3 separate regions of the Homo sapiens genome follow, and regions 1 and 3 are each linked to region 2. Evidence: chromatin loops called from intact Hi-C (ENCODE). Cell type or tissue: Caco-2. All regions are shown on one strand. Each heading gives the region's core, and the rest is flanking DNA. Links, peaks and the distances in the headings are about the cores only.

Region 1 (5,361 bases), core at 1,243-3,742, 100 kb after region 2:
AAAGCGGATTCCTGAGAGGGATTAAAAAATTATTTTATCATCAGACTTTTTATCAGACTTATACACCAGAAGAAAATAGAGTCATTTTACTCAATGAAAGAAAATTGTTTTCTATTTTTATAAACTAAGCTTTAAGTATAAATGTGCAAATACACTATTGTCAACCTCAAGAATCAGAGAATTCTGTTCCCATGGCCCCTTCTTAAGGAAGTTACTAGAGAATGAGCTTCAGGCCACCAAAACAACTAGAGAGAAATAGGAGAATTAGTAGTGATCATTAAATATGTATGTACTTGTAGAAAAGAGGTTACATAAGCATAAAGCAGGAGAGATCTTAGTATGGAGTGGATATATGCTTTGACAATGTAAATATAGTACAATACAAGATAAGTGGGACATTGAGGACAACATATATAAAAATTTTTTTTCTGCCTTGAGTAATAATAATCCATGGAGGTAGAATAATACTATTATTCTGAGACTCTTGTATGTGTAGTAAGCAAATAAATAATTAAGGGACATTCTAATTCCACCATTCCTGGTATCCTTGAGAACCAAGATTGTAAAAATGAATGGGAGAAGATACATATGTAATTTAGAAGAAGTTGAGAGAATACCATGTAGTTATGAGTTTGAACTGAAAATATCAGTATGAATATAGAAATTCATTATATATGTTTATAGGAGATTACAGCTATCTGTCATCTATTTACCTATAACACATGTATATGCACATATTCTGTATATACAACCCAGTAGCAATCAGTATCTCTGATGCCCTTGTGGTTTTGAAATACAGTTTCTCATTTTAAAATAAGCAAACAAAAGCAGGGATTCTCAAGAAAATATGCAAAATGAGTCTGAAATATCTTGCTGTACCAGACACTGTGAGAGACTATTAGAGTCGTGAAAAGGACTTGGGAACCGACTTGAAAAGGTTCTCAGTTGCCAAAGAGGGGACAATTTGAGATTCAATAAGGCAAAGGATTGCAATGAATTAAAACCTATCAAATATTTCTAAATCCACAGACGTATAATGATATTTGCAATTGATCACCTTCAGAGGGTGACAGGAAACCAATTCATAATCTTGATTCAAGCATTTATCCTGTCTTTCCTATATGAGCTGTACTACTGAGTAACAAAATATTGGATGAGGAAAAGTGTTTCCTTACACAATTAGTCCAGCTATTAGAAGAAAAATGAAATAATACATTAAGATGTCACCAACTCCCTATGAATTGATGAATCTAAGAATTGAGCATCAATGGCTACTGACACCAAATAAAAGAAGAGTGAAAACCAGACATAATGCTTTGATAAAAGAACACACCACCACTGTCTTGCCAGGGGGATCATATCTGAGTCTGGTCAAGATTCACATTCTAGCTGCCAATTTGCAGGAAACCCAGAGGACAAAGGAGCGTTCAGCAAAAGCTAGATGGCAGGTCAAATGCAAGGTTCATCAACAGATAAGTTGCAAGAAAAAGAGCAAGACAGAAAGAAACTTCAGATCAAAGAGAATGTAAAAGACAAATCATGCTTTTAAAAATGTGCAAGATTAAACTACAACATATAGGAATGCACACTTGGGTGATAAAGCTATAAACACAAGGGCTAGAGTGAGAAATGGTGCTGTGACTGCAATGAGGTGTGTGGAGGGGGCCCCTCAGGTGGCTGCCAAGGCTCTCTTTCTTGATCTGGATGGATTTAGGAGTGTTTCCTTTATGATAATTCACTAAGCTACACATTTGTCTTGTACTGTTCTGTTTCTCTGCTTTATTTTACAATAAAATGCATATATAGGTAGGTGTATATATAGTAAACTGTATGCTTATTTCTCTGTATTTATATTTGTGTGTGCATCTGTATGTATTACATATCTATTGTCTATCTGTCTGTCTGTTTATTATGCTTTAAGTGAGATGTCTTGCTAGAAAAATATCTCCAACATTGGGAAATGGTCCATAAATGATCAAAATAAACTTTTACATGCTGGGGTAAAATGGCGCAGCCTCTACATCGATAAAATGAGAATGAAAACAAAGGCAGCCTAGAAGCTTAGGCCAGAACCCTTGATATTAATCTGTGACCATAGAAGCCATCCCTTGCTTTTGGTACTCCACCCTAATGTACTCCACTGGGGCCTGCCTCTCCCTTTGTCCCCAGCAATTAGCACAGTTTACACTTGAGTGATCATTGTTTTGACCCGCCCTAAGTCTCGGCATCCGGACTCCATCACCCACCATCTGTGCCCTGGCCAGGAGGACTTCTCAGCAGCTCTCCAGCAAGCACCGGAAGTGGGGCTTGGCCACAGGCCTATGGTGTGACGGGCGGCCAAGGACAGAGTCTTCTGTCACTCATGGTCTCGAGGACAAGAACAGACCAAAACCAGGCACAGATTTAGTTGTCTGAATACTCTTTTATAATGAGAGAAGGGGAGACAGATTAGAAGAAAAGGAAAGAAGAGGAGAGAGACAAGAGGATGGTAGACCAGATGCCAGGAGGACAAATAAGAGAGAGAAAATGTAAAGAGAAAAAGAACAAAGGAACAATAAGAAAATAATTGGGAAGGAGAAGGGAAGGAAAGGAGAAGTTAGGAATGGAGAGTGGATGGTAAAGGAACATACATGGTCAGAGAGAAAGAACATTCCTACATTCCTTCTGGAGAGGCGTGGCCATTGCCTGTTAACTTGTACTCTGTACTATAGCTAAAGACTTTCAGCACTACATAAAACACACGCAATTTTTGAGGGGGTTTGTTCCTCATCCTTATCTAAATATTTATTTGTGGAAGTGGTTTCCATAATAACCAAGAAACAACAGAAATTCCTACCAGCTCCACGAAAGACCAGAACAGAGTCACACTATCATTTTGAGATTCTGGGGAGCCAGTGGTCAGACTGAGGCAGCAGTGACATCACCATGCTGAGAAGGCAGCTCCAAACTTGGGCAGAAAAGTGCTTGGTCAGCACCTGGGCAGACGGGCTGGCTTTGGGCCTCTCAGCACAGGCACCAGCCATGGGGAAAAGCTGCTTTGGAATGAGTCTGTGATTAGTGCCCAGGTTGGGGAGAAGAGGTACCTCAAACCTCCACAACTCTGCAGGTCCCTTAACTTCTCCAAAGCTAAATGTAGGGTCTCTATCACCTGAGATATCTTTACTAGGTCTCTAATCTTTCAGGATCTGCCAAGAGCAGTGAGAAGTTACATCAAAAGACCTAAGACCTTGCGTCCAAACTCACCCCCTAGTGGGAGGAGATCGGAGATAGGTGAAGATAAAATTCTGTTACTAATGAGAAAGTACGCATCTTTGCAAGTGAGCTGTTTATTTTAGGTATAAATTGGAGAAGATCCAGGATTACACCTAAAATAATGTCCCGTTACAATATTTAGTCTTGGGTGAGACAGAATACATTGACTGGGGTGAAGGTGTGTGGCACAGGTAAATTAAACATTAACCCACTGCCTTTCTTCTTTAGAATTCAGCCTTTATTCGGAGTTTACCCTTGGAAATTTATCCGACATGTGCAAGTAACTTATTTTTAAAATTGACCAGAATATAAACTCCATGAGAGCAAGGAGTTTTGCCTTCTTGACCCACTGCTAAATGTCCTGTCCTTAGAACAGTGCCTGGCTCATAGCAAGCACTAAGCATGTATTTATTAGAAAAAATGAATTCATAAGCTCCGTCTCTTGTGCATGGTTATAGAGCTGCTTTTTGGGACCTTGCCCTGGAAAAATCTCTAAAAACAGAACTTGCCCAAAAATGCTTTCTTCCTTGGGTGGCTATGCCTCAGTCTCAAGGTTTCAGATGTCCTGCCTGTTGTGTCTGCTTTTGTCCCCTTGAGTGTTTATCTGAAACCTCTCTTGACTTCCGGGTGTTGCCTCATACTGCATTTCTGACTCTGCCTTGACCCCTGGCTTCTGTGTATTGCAGGGGTCTGAGACTGTGCCCTTCATACTCTCTCCACCTTTCCTGACCTCTGCCGTGGCTCATGGATAGGTCTTCTCAGTACACAGAGGTTAACAGCAGGAGCCTGCAAAGAGGAAAAGCACACTTTGGAGGAAGACTCTCTGGTGTTTCAGAAAGTGAGAGAAAATGAGAATTAGCTAACATTTACTTGGGTAGAGAGGGAGACTACTGTGTGTCAAGCATGCCCCCAAAGTTTTACATGTACTGATTAATCTGATCCTTATATAATAGTGTGAAGTAGATTTTCCTATCCTACCTATCTTTAGTTAAGGAAACTGAGGCACAGAGAAGTTCAATGAATTGCCCAAGGCCTCATAGTAAACTCTGGTGGTTTGCTGTAGAGCTGAGACTCATACCTACTACACTATGCCAATGCAGATTCCAAGAGTGAGTTTTGCCTAGTTAGGGTGGATAGATGAGCAAAAGCACACTAGGATGGGATACAGGTAGAGCAATGAGAAAGAACAGAAAATCTAACTTTTCTTCCATCATTAAAAACTACCACCAGTATAACACCCATCACTGAGTGTTTACTATATGCCAGGTATAGACTAGGATTTTAATTTATGTTCAGAATAAGCCCATGAGATATAAGATTGGGCTTTACAGTTGTTCAACAATTTTTCCAAAGTCATAGGTCTAGAACCGGCAAAAGTGAGATTTGACTCTGGTCTTGCTCCAGGCCTATGTTATAAAGCACCATGTTTTACCGCTTGCCTGACCTCCAAGCCTCCACACCCATTGTGAGGGGTGTCGGTATATCCCTCAGCCCTCACCTACATTCCCTATGGCTGACTGTTCTCCAGAAACAGGGCACTAAGCTCTGAGTTCTGTATGCTTTAGCATTTGTGTAATAGTGGCCAAGGAATAGGATGACTTCATTTCATGTTGCAAATATGGTTGATTTTGATCTAAGAAAATTTTTCTTAAATTGACCTAAAGTACAATAAATGTGGTCTGAGCTCAAAATAAGCCACATATAAAATTACTGAAAGTGGAAATACAGTGCAATGCTACAAACTCTCATCATTCAGTCATATTATAGCTTCCAAAATGTTGGCTCTTATACTCATCCCTTGAGACTTAACAGAGTTTAACTAGATTTTCCTTGACATTTCTGATTTTCCCTGTAAGGCAAGTGTTTCCAACTGTGTCTATCTCACACCACTTGGCTTTTCTGAGTTCTTTCCATATATTGTGACTGATGCCATTCAAGTAAATAAAATTTTATTAAGTGCCTGCTGTGTGCAAGACCTGGGCTCAAAGCCTAGCCAAAGGTAGGCAGCCACATAGAGTGAGAAGTTTTGTAAAAGCGGTGTTGAGGTGGGGTTTGTGGGGGAATCTACAAAGTTCATATTGCTCTGTTCTTTGCACGATGAGAAGATGT
Region 2 (5,361 bases), core at 1,863-4,362:
GCTTGTGTTGGCCCAGTATGTGGGAGTGAGGGTGTGGAGCAAGGGAGACAGAAGCTCATTGGCTAGAGTGACCCCACGGCATCCTTTGCATTGGACAGAAATATAATTCCTGTTAAAAAAAAAAAAAGTGGTTTTTTTTTTTTCCTTTAGATTCTGGGGTCTGCGTTAAACCCCAGAACAATTTACCTTGTTCTTCCCAGAAGCCTTGTTCAGCAAGAGGAGGGAGGCCGAAGGCGCTGACCACTAGAGGGGGCGCTGCCTCCACCTGGCACAGACCACGGGGTCGGGGGCGGGGAGGAGGACAGCCACTAGGTGAAAGGCAGGGTCGCAATGGGTTGCACTGAAGTGTTGCTCTATCAAAGGCTTTCTGAACACAAGACATAACAAACCTTAAACTCTGTGTTTATGCCCAGGGATGGGAAGGGGACGTGGGAAAGAAAGACAATATGGAAACTCAGATACCTCTGGAAGAACTGCAAGTAAAGGCAGGGTGCTCCTCAGAGGTTCCTCAGAATCCCCAGTGCTTGTTTTGGACAGGAAACGCTGAAGGAAGAGCATGCAGTTAATCTTTTGATGAAGCGTTTTAGAACAAGTGCATTCAGATCAGATCTGATGTAGAGCCAGCTCTGCAGGACAGCTCCCTGTGTCCTGACAGGGGATGCTGGTTATCCTTTATCCACCGGGTTAGAGCGTAGTAGCTAAGCAGAACGTTCTGAAGGTTGTACCTTTTCCCGCTCTGCATAGCTGAGTGTGAGCAGGGAGAGACCATGTTCAGAGATGTCGCTAGAGGCTTGCTGGTAGGAGGAGGAATGGCAGCAGGGGTGAGTTCCGGCTGGTGCTCCCTGCTCCATTGTGGGGTATTGTGGGCTCTGTGGGGTCACAAGGTCTCACTCCTGGCTGGACTCACTCCTGGGAGGTGGCTGAGCTGATGCAGTGGTGTTCAGGATGGCAGCTGCTACCTTGCCTGGTCTCTTAGCCAGGTTATTAGTAGACTGCTAGCCTCTGTTTACCAGGAAGCAAAAGTGTCCCTCTTATTCCTGAGACTACTTCTAAGTTACATCTCAATGAAAAAATAACAAGAAACAAAATAAATGGGTCTCACTCCCACTGCAAACTACCCTCACCACAAACTATCCCCACTCTTAATTAGAGAGAAAATATGGTGGGGGCATAGGAACTGGAGTCCCATTATGCCTCCGCTCGGTGCTCACATGGCGATGCATGCCTCCCGTCTCTGGATTTCGGAGGCTCCCTGCACACAGCCAGGGTGTCTGAGGGAGTTCAGGGTCCTCTTGCTGCAACACAGAGCCCGTGGGATTGCTTTTGTGCGTCACAGGGAAAAGAGCCCTTCCTGTTGACAGACCCAGCCGTCCTGCCCATGATGAATTGCATCTCTACGAGGGGACTGCTGTTGTGGTTTTCCCTTCTCTCGGAAGGTTCATCCCCAGGTCTCGTGGCACTTTAGAAAATGAACTGCTATAATTCCACGCTGAGCGCACAGCCCTCCACAACCAGGCCTCTTCACTCTAATATGGCTGCTGGTTTTGTCACTCAGGAGGCCAGCAGCTGGTAGCCTTGGTGGCTCCTCCCCATCAAGGGAGGCGCAGAAGCAAGGGAGGCGTTCCTGCTGGCTGCCTCTTAAAGAAGGACTGCGGATGCTGATATTCCAGGGAGCCAGGAGGAACTGCAAGCCCGAGGGAGTGTGGAGGGGGGCGGAGCCTGCTGCAGTCACAGAGGGACACAGCAAGACCTAGGTCTGCTCCTGGAGCAGTACTTCCTCACTGGGTGCCTGAACTCAATGCTATTTATTTTAGTTTTGGTGATCCAATATCTCCAACTTTCTAGAACAGTTTGTCTCTGCCTCTCTCAAACCCACCAGATCATCCCCTGCTCTGAAAATAGAAAAAGATGGTCCCTATGGCTGTAGGAGATTCATAATTTATCACTTCATGCTAATTCAATTTTATAACCATACATATGGTTTTCAGGTTATCTATGGCTGTGTGAAAACTTTAAAACTTAATGGATTTAAAACTATAGCCAGTCTTTATGAGTCCTTTGTGGGTGAAGACATTGAGCAGGAATTGGCTGGTCAATTGTTCTGCTCCATGTGGCATTGGCTGGGGTCATTCAGTGGCGTTCAGCTGGCAGCTGGACTGGCCTGGAGCATCTGACGGCTTCACTCATTCACCTGGGGCCTTGGTGGGACAGCTGGACTGCTGGGCTCACCTGGTCCTTCTGCCTCTCTTTGAGCCCCAAAGTGTCTCTCTAGCAGTGTAGTTGGATCTTTCACAGGGCAGCTCAGGGCCTGAAGACCAAGGCAGGACCTGCCAGTCCCCAAAGTAGCATAGCATCACTTCCACCACGCTCTACTGGTCAAAGTAGCCACAGGCCACCTCAACTCAGAGAAGGGGAAATAGAGGCCATTGCTCAATAGCAGGAGTGTCCTATAATTTGAAGCCATCTTTAATCTGCCACCAAAGTCCATTTATTGATGGAAATGATTTATCTCTATAGACAAGGGGTGTTCTTTTTCTTCCAGGCACACTCCTAACACTCCTAACAGAAAACTTTTCTTCAGTCCTGATGCGTGGGGGCCAATTCATCAGGAAGTTTTCCAAACCGTTTGAGGAGGTGTGGGTTATGCAGTGATCAGGGTATACACAAAACAAAACAACATTGCCTTTAATACACATCAGAATTGACAGTAATTCTTCTATGTTTTTCCCCTACCTGGGTCATCCAGATGACCTTATCTCAGGTTACAAGTTGAATTTGGTAATAATAAATGGTTGCTTTGTATATCTAGTATGTAGAATTAATTCCGCTTTGTAGAGTTCCATATGGCCTGGCCACTGACCCAAGAGGATCATACTTTTTCAAAGACAGGATTCTCTAGTTTTCCTTTTAACTCTCTCAGTGAATGTTGACTGAGCATACACTACATGATGGTTATGGTGTGTGATTTTCTTTACACACACTTATTCTGTTATCTTTCAGGGCTTTGAGTGACCTTTGGTTCCCTGTAGGTAAACCCAGGATATCAGTGCAGATAGAGAACATACCAGGGCAGAACCCTAGGCCCTAGACTGTAGGAACTGTTTGGCAAAAATGTGAATCTCAGCAGCTGAACTACCCTGGCAGATGGCAAGAGGAGATTCTGTCTCATAATTCAAGCACCAGAAAGTACTACTCTTTAGACCAGATGCACCTAGAGAAAGTTTCTGACAGGTGTACCTTGCTTGCCGTGGAAATGCAGAAGGCTCTTCTCTCGCAGGTTTGGGAATGTCTCCTTGAGGGCATTTGGGCTGGTTTCAAGCTGTCGCGTGACATGGCCCATGGGTATCCTTGGCAGTTCCATTCTAAGTACTTCCAAAGTTCTCTGACAAGGCTAAAAACTCCTCATTCAACCAAAGATTCTTGCACATTATTTAAATAGGATGCAAATGCATGGTCTGCTCTGAGCCCTGGCAGCTTTCAATTTTTATATTTTCAGAACGGTGAGGCCTGCCATCAGTTCACTTGAAGTTCAGTCCAAGATGTGCCTGTCCCTGACATTTGTTCATTCTTTATGAAGGTAACATTTTGAAGAATTTAAAAAGAAATCATCTTTGTACTCCATTCCCTACCACCCTCCAAAACAAATTTTAAAAAATATCAGACATTTGTTGCATGCATAATAGCTGGAACGTGACTAACTTCTTTCCCACTGCCTGAATTTCCAAGTTGGATTCTATAATCCCTCTCTTTGGCAATTCCTGGTCTATTTCGTTTCTGATATTTCAGTGATAGGAACTGCCTCTTTGACCCAAGGGATTAGGCTCATAAGAGCATGAGCAGATTCTGTCAGATGGTTGAGCCTGGCTGCTGTTAGGATGAATGGCAGGGGATCAAGCCCGCCAGTGACAATGCAGAGAGTGAGTGCAGAGGGAGGGATGATTCTTCCCTTTGTGCTCCTTCCCTCCTGTCACAGTGTGAGTCTTGAGCCCATTCACTCACAAGCTGAGCACACAGCTTAGAACTGACAGAAGTCCCACCTTCTTTGCACCTGGGATCTGTGGGGAAGGGAGGCCTGCATGAAAGACAAAACCACAGGCCGAGGAGCAGAGAAAGAATGGACTCAGGGAAGTACTGTGTGGGTGGCATTTCCTCTCCGCAGGCTGCAGGTGCCTCTCAGGCTCTTCCAATTCAGCGTGTGTGTGTGTGTGTGTGTGTGTGTGTGTGTATGTGTATACAGAAAAAGCATATATATATCTATATGACTGTATATATACATAAATATATATATATATATGCTCTCTCTATACATACTGTGTGTGTTTATGTAGATATATACACATACATACACTTTCCATATTATGGCTAGTCCAGAGAGAAAGAAAAGAGAAAGGGATAAGGAAAATAAAGAAGCGAGAAAGGAAAGAAAAAGAAGGAAAAAGTATATAGAAAATGTGGTGTGGCATACTGGTAACTGTTCCTCCAAAGCTCCAACGTCTCTTTGCCCTTTCTTCCTGGACATGCATCCATCCCACTGGAAACTACATTTCCCAGCCTTTCCGGTGGTGAGGCAGGGCCTTGTGACTCCACTCTCACCAATGGAGGTGAGTGGAATTGACATGTGCAGTTCCAGCTTTGCCTACCCAAATCAAAAGCAGTGCCTTTGGAGTCTCTCCTCGGGCTCCTTGTGTTCTGGAATGCTGACTGTGTTAGCTCAGCTTGGACCACCAAGAAGTATGAAAGGAAAGAAACCTGGGTCCCTGAGTGAGCTTGTGGAGCAGAAGAGTTGCTCTGCTAGCCAAGACTGGCACTAGACTGCTCCGTGAGACAGAAAGAAACCATCATATTTAAGTTAATTGTATTTTAGTATCTCTTTATTGTAGCACAGAGGGCTATGATCTGTAAAGAAGGGAAGAGGAAGAGGAAAAACTGAGCACTTATGAAAAGGAATTTTAATGTAGTGACACATAGTTTAGTGTCTGTGGATGACACTAAGAAAACAGAGAGAATAAGAGAAAATGAGCTGGTAACATGGAGGACAATTGATGAGAGGGCAGCTGCTGGAGGGTGCTGGGGAAATATTGAGACTGCTGCCCACTTCTCCCAGGCCTTACCTGACGACCATGCCATCTCCTACAGTGCTTTTAGGTTATTAGATCTTCCGTGTTTACCTGAATGTCTCAAAAGGATGAAGATGACCAAGTTAGAGGCATAGGTGTTGGTAAAGTAACAGTGTGATAATCGATTGTAATAATTCTCCAGTGGAATAGGTGGCTTACAAAGCAACAAACGCCCATCTCTGAGTGTGCTCAAGAGAGGTTGCACGACCACTTCTTGTGGATGATCCCTATGTTGACCGGGCAG
Region 3 (5,361 bases), core at 1,243-3,742, 57 kb after region 2:
TGGATGAGATGAGCATTTGAATTAGTGGACTGAGTAGAGCAGATTGCCCTCCCCAATGTAGGCATCCTCATCCAATCAACTGAAGGCCTGAATAGAACAAAAACACCGACCTACTTGTGAGTAAGAGGGACCTCCTCCTGCCTGACTGCTTGAGCTGAGATGTCAGCCTTTTCCCGCCTTTGGACTCAAACTGAAGCATTGGCTCTTCCTGGTTGTTGAGCCCGGGTTTTCAGACTGGAACTTACACCATTGGCTCTTCTGACACTCCAGCTTGCCAGCTACAGATATTGGGATTTCTCAACCTCCATAACCACATGAGTAATTTCCTTATAATAAATATCTTAACACACACACATACACACACACACACCCTGTTAGTTCTGTTTCTCTAGAGAATCCTGACTAATACAGTTTTACAGAGAGAGAATAGAGAGGAAACACAGGACTTTTAAGACACAGTTGAATCCCATGAACCTCCTTGAGATTCCTTACTTTTGGGGGCAGGGAAGATTCCAGATGAGAAAGCATTTGCATCCCCACTCCATTCTCTCTGTCCAACTATCAGGCTGGACTTACTTATCCATTCCCCTATCAACCCCCTCCTTCCCCACTGCTGTCTTGCTGTGAGGATGCTGTGAGCGGATGCCGGCTCCACCAGAATCCTCAGTGGGCAGAGACAAAAGAATGTGTCCCCCCCACATCCCAAGCCACTGTCATCACCACTCTCCAAACGCTGGCCAATGGGCCATAAAGCAGCTACCGGCCCTCAGGATGAATCAAAAGGAAGGCTACTCCCTCCCTCGTGCCTGGGCGTTTGTCCTACCCCAAGTGGAGATGGCAGAATGGTTAAACCCAGCAGATTTCCTAAGACAGCAGTGCTTTAAGGTGACTTTCATGTGCCCTTTCCTTTACATTTTAATGGCACTCTAATGTTGAATTAAAATGGAATTCCTATGGAAATGTACAATGTCTAAATCAATACTTGCTGATTAGTGTCACGAGGATGAATATCAAAAGATGTAATAGCAATGACGAGGCCCAAACCGGGGTGAATAAAGCCACCTGTGTCCATTAACTCAAGCCTGACTAATGCTAAATTACGATAAAATATCTAGGAAATTCTGGCCAGAGCCACTTTAAAGCCCACAAAATGTAGCCTAATTAGCACTATGATGACAAATGCAGGAGGAATTCATTATGCCCAAAGACTCCTTGTAAAGTCCAATTTTACAAACTCTTCCTTTTTTTGCCAACACGATGCCTAGAAGGCTACGGGTGGCTTAAATACCACTAGGCAACTGCTTTTCCAGGTGCTGAGCTAAGTCAGGCTCCACGTGGGCATCAGAGAGTGAGTAACAGAGGGAGGAGGGGGTTTGTAACTCCCCTTCTCTCTTAGTCATGGCAATCAATCTGTCTGTGCATCTCTGAATCTATGTGTCTATATATGTATTATAGTTTAATTGTTATGAGTGCAGGCTCTCATGCCAGACATTCAGGCCTGCACTCTGCCTTTTTCTACTCAGGTAACCTTAGTAAGGTTACCCTGTACCTCAGTTTCCCCAAATGAAAAGGAGGATAACAATAATACCCTCTCATAGGGTAGGTATGAATATCAAATAAGTTATTACATTCAAAGGGTCTTCAGCAGTGCCTACACCAAGCAGCACATGGCAAGTGTCAGCTATTTTATGTTCTATTTTTAAATCTGCTTTTTAAAAAATTTACTACAGAAGCCGTAGGCTAAAAAAGAAGGCATTTAGACAACTCTGCCCTGCCAACACTTCCCTGCTCAGAATCACACAAAACCACAGGATGTTATAGAAGAAAGAAACCTTTTAATGGAGAACATGTAATTCAGCCCTTCTCATTTACAGATGAAGAATCGGAGGCCCGGGTAGGGGAGGAGACTGTCTAAGGGTCACTCAGATAGTTCTGTTCCATTTAAACATCTATCAAGTGCCTCCTGTGCCTAGACCATATGCTCATTACTAGACTACAATGATGAATTAGTCCCTGTTCTTAAGCAGCCTATCATATTGTGAGAGAGACAAACACATCCACGAAACAGGTAGATATAAGGTGGCAGGGAAAGTAAGTGAGAGAGAGAGGCAGATATTAACACTGAGAGACTGTGAGGGCAGAGGAGACCACTGAGTCCAACCTGCAGATTTGGAGGAAATGTCTCAGAGAAGATGAAGCTTGAATTTTCTTCTGGAGGAGAATGAGTTAGCCAGGCAGTCAAAGGGAAAAAGATCTCATTCGGTGCAAAAGCACAGGTGTGCAAGACAAAGGTGAGTATGGGGGAATCACCAGCAGTCTGACAACATGGGAACACATAGCACAAGAATGGGGAGTGTCAGGAGATGAGATTAGATAAGCCTTTTATGCCTTGGCAAAGAGATTGGAGTTATTTTTATAGATAACAGAGAGTCATTGAAGGTTAAGCAGGGGAGTAACATGTTTACATTTAATTGGAACATTCTGCTTTCATTTGGGGAGTGGATTTTGAAGGACTAATATGGAAAGAAGGATTTCAAAAGGTAGCTGATGTCAATGAGCTGTGTAAGACCTCATGAGGATCTGAATGAGGGCAGCTGAAGCAGAAGTGGAGAGAAGAGGGACAGATTTGAAAGCCCTTTAAGAGGCAAAGTAAGCTGGACTTGATTAGATGTGGAGGATGGGGAAGAAAAAGGAGTATAGGATGATTTCGAGTTTCTCACATGGGTGACAAGATGGATGGTAGAATTATGGGTTGAGAAAGTGGGATGATAGAGGAACAAGAAACAGGATGAGAAAGTCAGGGAGAAAGGATAGTTCTGCTATGACCAGAGGCAGCTGGAGGGCAAGAGTGCTCTCCGAAAAGAGATTAGGGCTGGAGAGAATGATCTCAACATGCATGGAGTCCTTAATACAGGGAGTTAGTAAGACCTTTCAAAAAACATTTACCGGCTGGGCACGGTGGCTCACACCTGTAATCCCAGCACTTTGGGAGGCGGAGACGGGTGGATCACGAGGTCAGATCGAGACCATCCTGGCTAACACGGTGAAACCCCATCTCTACTAAAAATACAAAAAATTAGCCAGATGCGGTGGCGGGCACCTGAAGTCCCAGCCACTTGGGAGGCTGAGGCAGGAGAATGGCATGAACCCAGGAGTTGGAGCTTGCAGTGAGCCAAGATCGTGCCACTGCACTCCAGCCTGGGCGACAGAGCGAGACTCCATCTCAAAAAAAAAAAAAAAAAAAAAAAAAAAAATTTACCGAAAGAATAATAATGGATGAAGTCCTTATTTTTGAGGAGAGCATATTTAAGGGGGAGGTTGAGGTGTCTTCTATGAACAAAGAGAGATCACTGGAGAGGTACAAGCCAAACCAAAAGAGAAGTCCCACAGACAGCAAGTGAGTAGATATCCTTGATCACAATGTTAAATGCAGAAACGATTTCTGAGAACAAAGGGCTGACAAACATAACGGGTGTGGCAGAATGAGCCTGGCCCCATATTGACCTTGACGAGGGCCACCTAAATGGACCAGTGAGGAAGATCAGACTGAAAGTGGGTTGAGGAGTCATTAGGTTGTGAAGTGGTGGAGACAATGAGTGTAGGCATCTATTCCAGAAACAAGATTTTTTTCAGGAAGATGAGAGACTGGTTGTTGGTTGGAAGAGGACTTAGAGTCAACAGAGGGATTTTATGAAGAGGGGAGAGACTTAGGCATGTTTGTTAGCAGAGGGCAAAGAGCCAGGAGAGAATAAAAGGTTGTAGACACAGTAAAGAAGGAGGCAGTTGTTGAAATAAATTTCTACGGGAGCAGGGAAGGATGGCATCAAGAGCCACAAGCACTAGGGAACTGGGAACCAAAAAGGGACACCTCGTCTACCGACCCCAAAGGTGAGAAGCTGAACATAAAGAAAGAGTTGATAAATTTGAAGGAGTGTGGTAGTGGAGGGGGTAGGAAGTTGAAGATTTTATTCTCAAGGGCTTCATTTTTTAAGAAAGTAGAATCAAGTTTGCGGTGCTGCAAGTGTGGAGTGGGGTCTAGTAATGGACTTAAGGAGAGAAGTCACTGGGTATAAAGGGATCATCAAGAAATGCAGAGAGCCCAGCTGAGGTTAGTGGCCAAGCTGGGATTCAAGCCCAGTTCTACAGATTCTCAGAGGATGACAGCTCTGTTGCAGCATTAATCTTCAGGGTTGGTGATATTTTCATACCATTGGTTTCTAGTTCCTCTATTTCTCATCAAATTCCAAAAGAAGTCATTCTGTGTCTGCACAGCTTAGGAAAAATTCCCAGAATTGTTGCTGCCTGGCTCCTTGTTTGAACTTTAGTTTATGTCAAGTAAGGCTATTTTCAACCCTGTGTAAAATGTAGATATTAAGTCTGAGAAACAGAAGCCCTCCATCGCCTCTGTGTCCCAAGACAAAATAAGCAGGCCACTCAATGTATCTGCTGCCCTGAAACCTACAACAACTCAAACTTCTTCACATCTCCCCTTTTCCCCCACTCTTGCCATGGAATAGATCCCACCACAGAAAATCAGAGCCTGTATTAGGTCTCGGCAATCTGGGAGACCAGTGCACGTCAGGGCACAATGCCTGACAGTTGATTTATTAGAGGCAACCACAGAGGTTAAAGGCAACCCAAAATTCATCTGTAAGCAGAGAGCCACAATCAGTGACTTTTCTCAAAGCCAAGAGACAGCTGGTGGTCTGCTTTCTTCCCTGTGGGCTGAGATCCTGGGGACTGCAACAGTTTCCACAGCACACTGCAAGCAGAAGCAGGCAGGACACAGATGATGGTGCCCAAGTTAGGGAGTAATTTCTGGGATTGAGCGGGATGTGGTGGAAGAATAAGAGTGAGTCCCCGAGAATTACTGTGACTTAGCATTTTCCTGATGGAGAGTAGAGAGGGAGAGAAGGGTCCTAAGCCCTGGAGGTCTACAGTGGTAGCTCCCATGCCTGTCTGAGTCTACTCTAGGCTATAGGTCTTTGGTTGTACTTGTCTACTGAGTTTTGGTTGTTGCATTAGTAGGATCAGGGTGTCCCTTCATGTCACTGTTTCTGATATTTATGCCATTGTTTTAGCAGTGGAATATCCTATACCTTGCTTTGAAGTTGCAAGTTTCAAGCACTTCTTTAAAATATTCAGGGAGAAAAGGAAATGCGTAAAACATTTTTTTAAAAAGGCATATTGGGGTCAGGTGCAGTGGCTCACACCTGTAATCTCAGCATTTTGGAAGGCTGAGGTGGAAGGATTACTTGAGGTCAATCTGGGCAGCATAACAAGACCCCTTCTCTACAAAAACATCAGCTGGGTTCCGTGTTGTGTGCCTGTGGTCCCAGCTGCTTGGGAGGCTGAGACAAG

What was found. Hi-C counts contacts between places; a loop is a spot of excess contacts. Peaks named below come from ENCODE experiments on the same cell type or tissue, not always from the same donor. Only the 100,000 strongest peaks of a DNase experiment are listed, where the experiment ranks them.
Region 1: it touches region 2 in a loop (9-fold over the local background); 1 of 110 quality-filtered maps calls a loop at or near these places.
Region 3: it touches region 2 in a loop (9-fold over the local background); 1 of 110 quality-filtered maps calls a loop at or near these places.

What each region holds. Positions count from the first base shown.
Region 1 is chr12:5,303,380-5,308,740 of GRCh38, forward strand. The region is part of intron 7 of LOC105369617 (a long non-coding RNA gene); the gene reads left to right. Among named protein-coding and RNA genes, the nearest start is that of LINC02443, 63 kb to the left of the region's middle. In Caco-2, for the core only: no CTCF peak of the experiment used is centred there; DNase peaks (open chromatin) are centred at 2,258, 2,672 and 2,976.
Region 2 is chr12:5,200,455-5,205,815 of GRCh38, forward strand. All of the region lies in intron 4 of LOC105369617 (a long non-coding RNA gene), which reads left to right. It overlaps LOC105369616 (a long non-coding RNA gene), which reads right to left. Exons shown (of 3, transcript XR_931575.4): 1 at 1,212-5,361; 2 at 463-543. Among named protein-coding and RNA genes, the nearest start is that of LINC02443, 40 kb to the right of the region's middle. In Caco-2, for the core only: no CTCF peak of the experiment used is centred there; DNase peaks (open chromatin) are centred at 2,898 and 3,045.
Region 3 is chr12:5,258,460-5,263,820 of GRCh38, forward strand. The region is part of intron 4 of LOC105369617 (a long non-coding RNA gene); the gene reads left to right. Among named protein-coding and RNA genes, the nearest start is that of LINC02443, 18 kb to the left of the region's middle. In Caco-2, for the core only: no CTCF peak of the experiment used is centred there; a DNase peak (open chromatin) is centred at 2,312.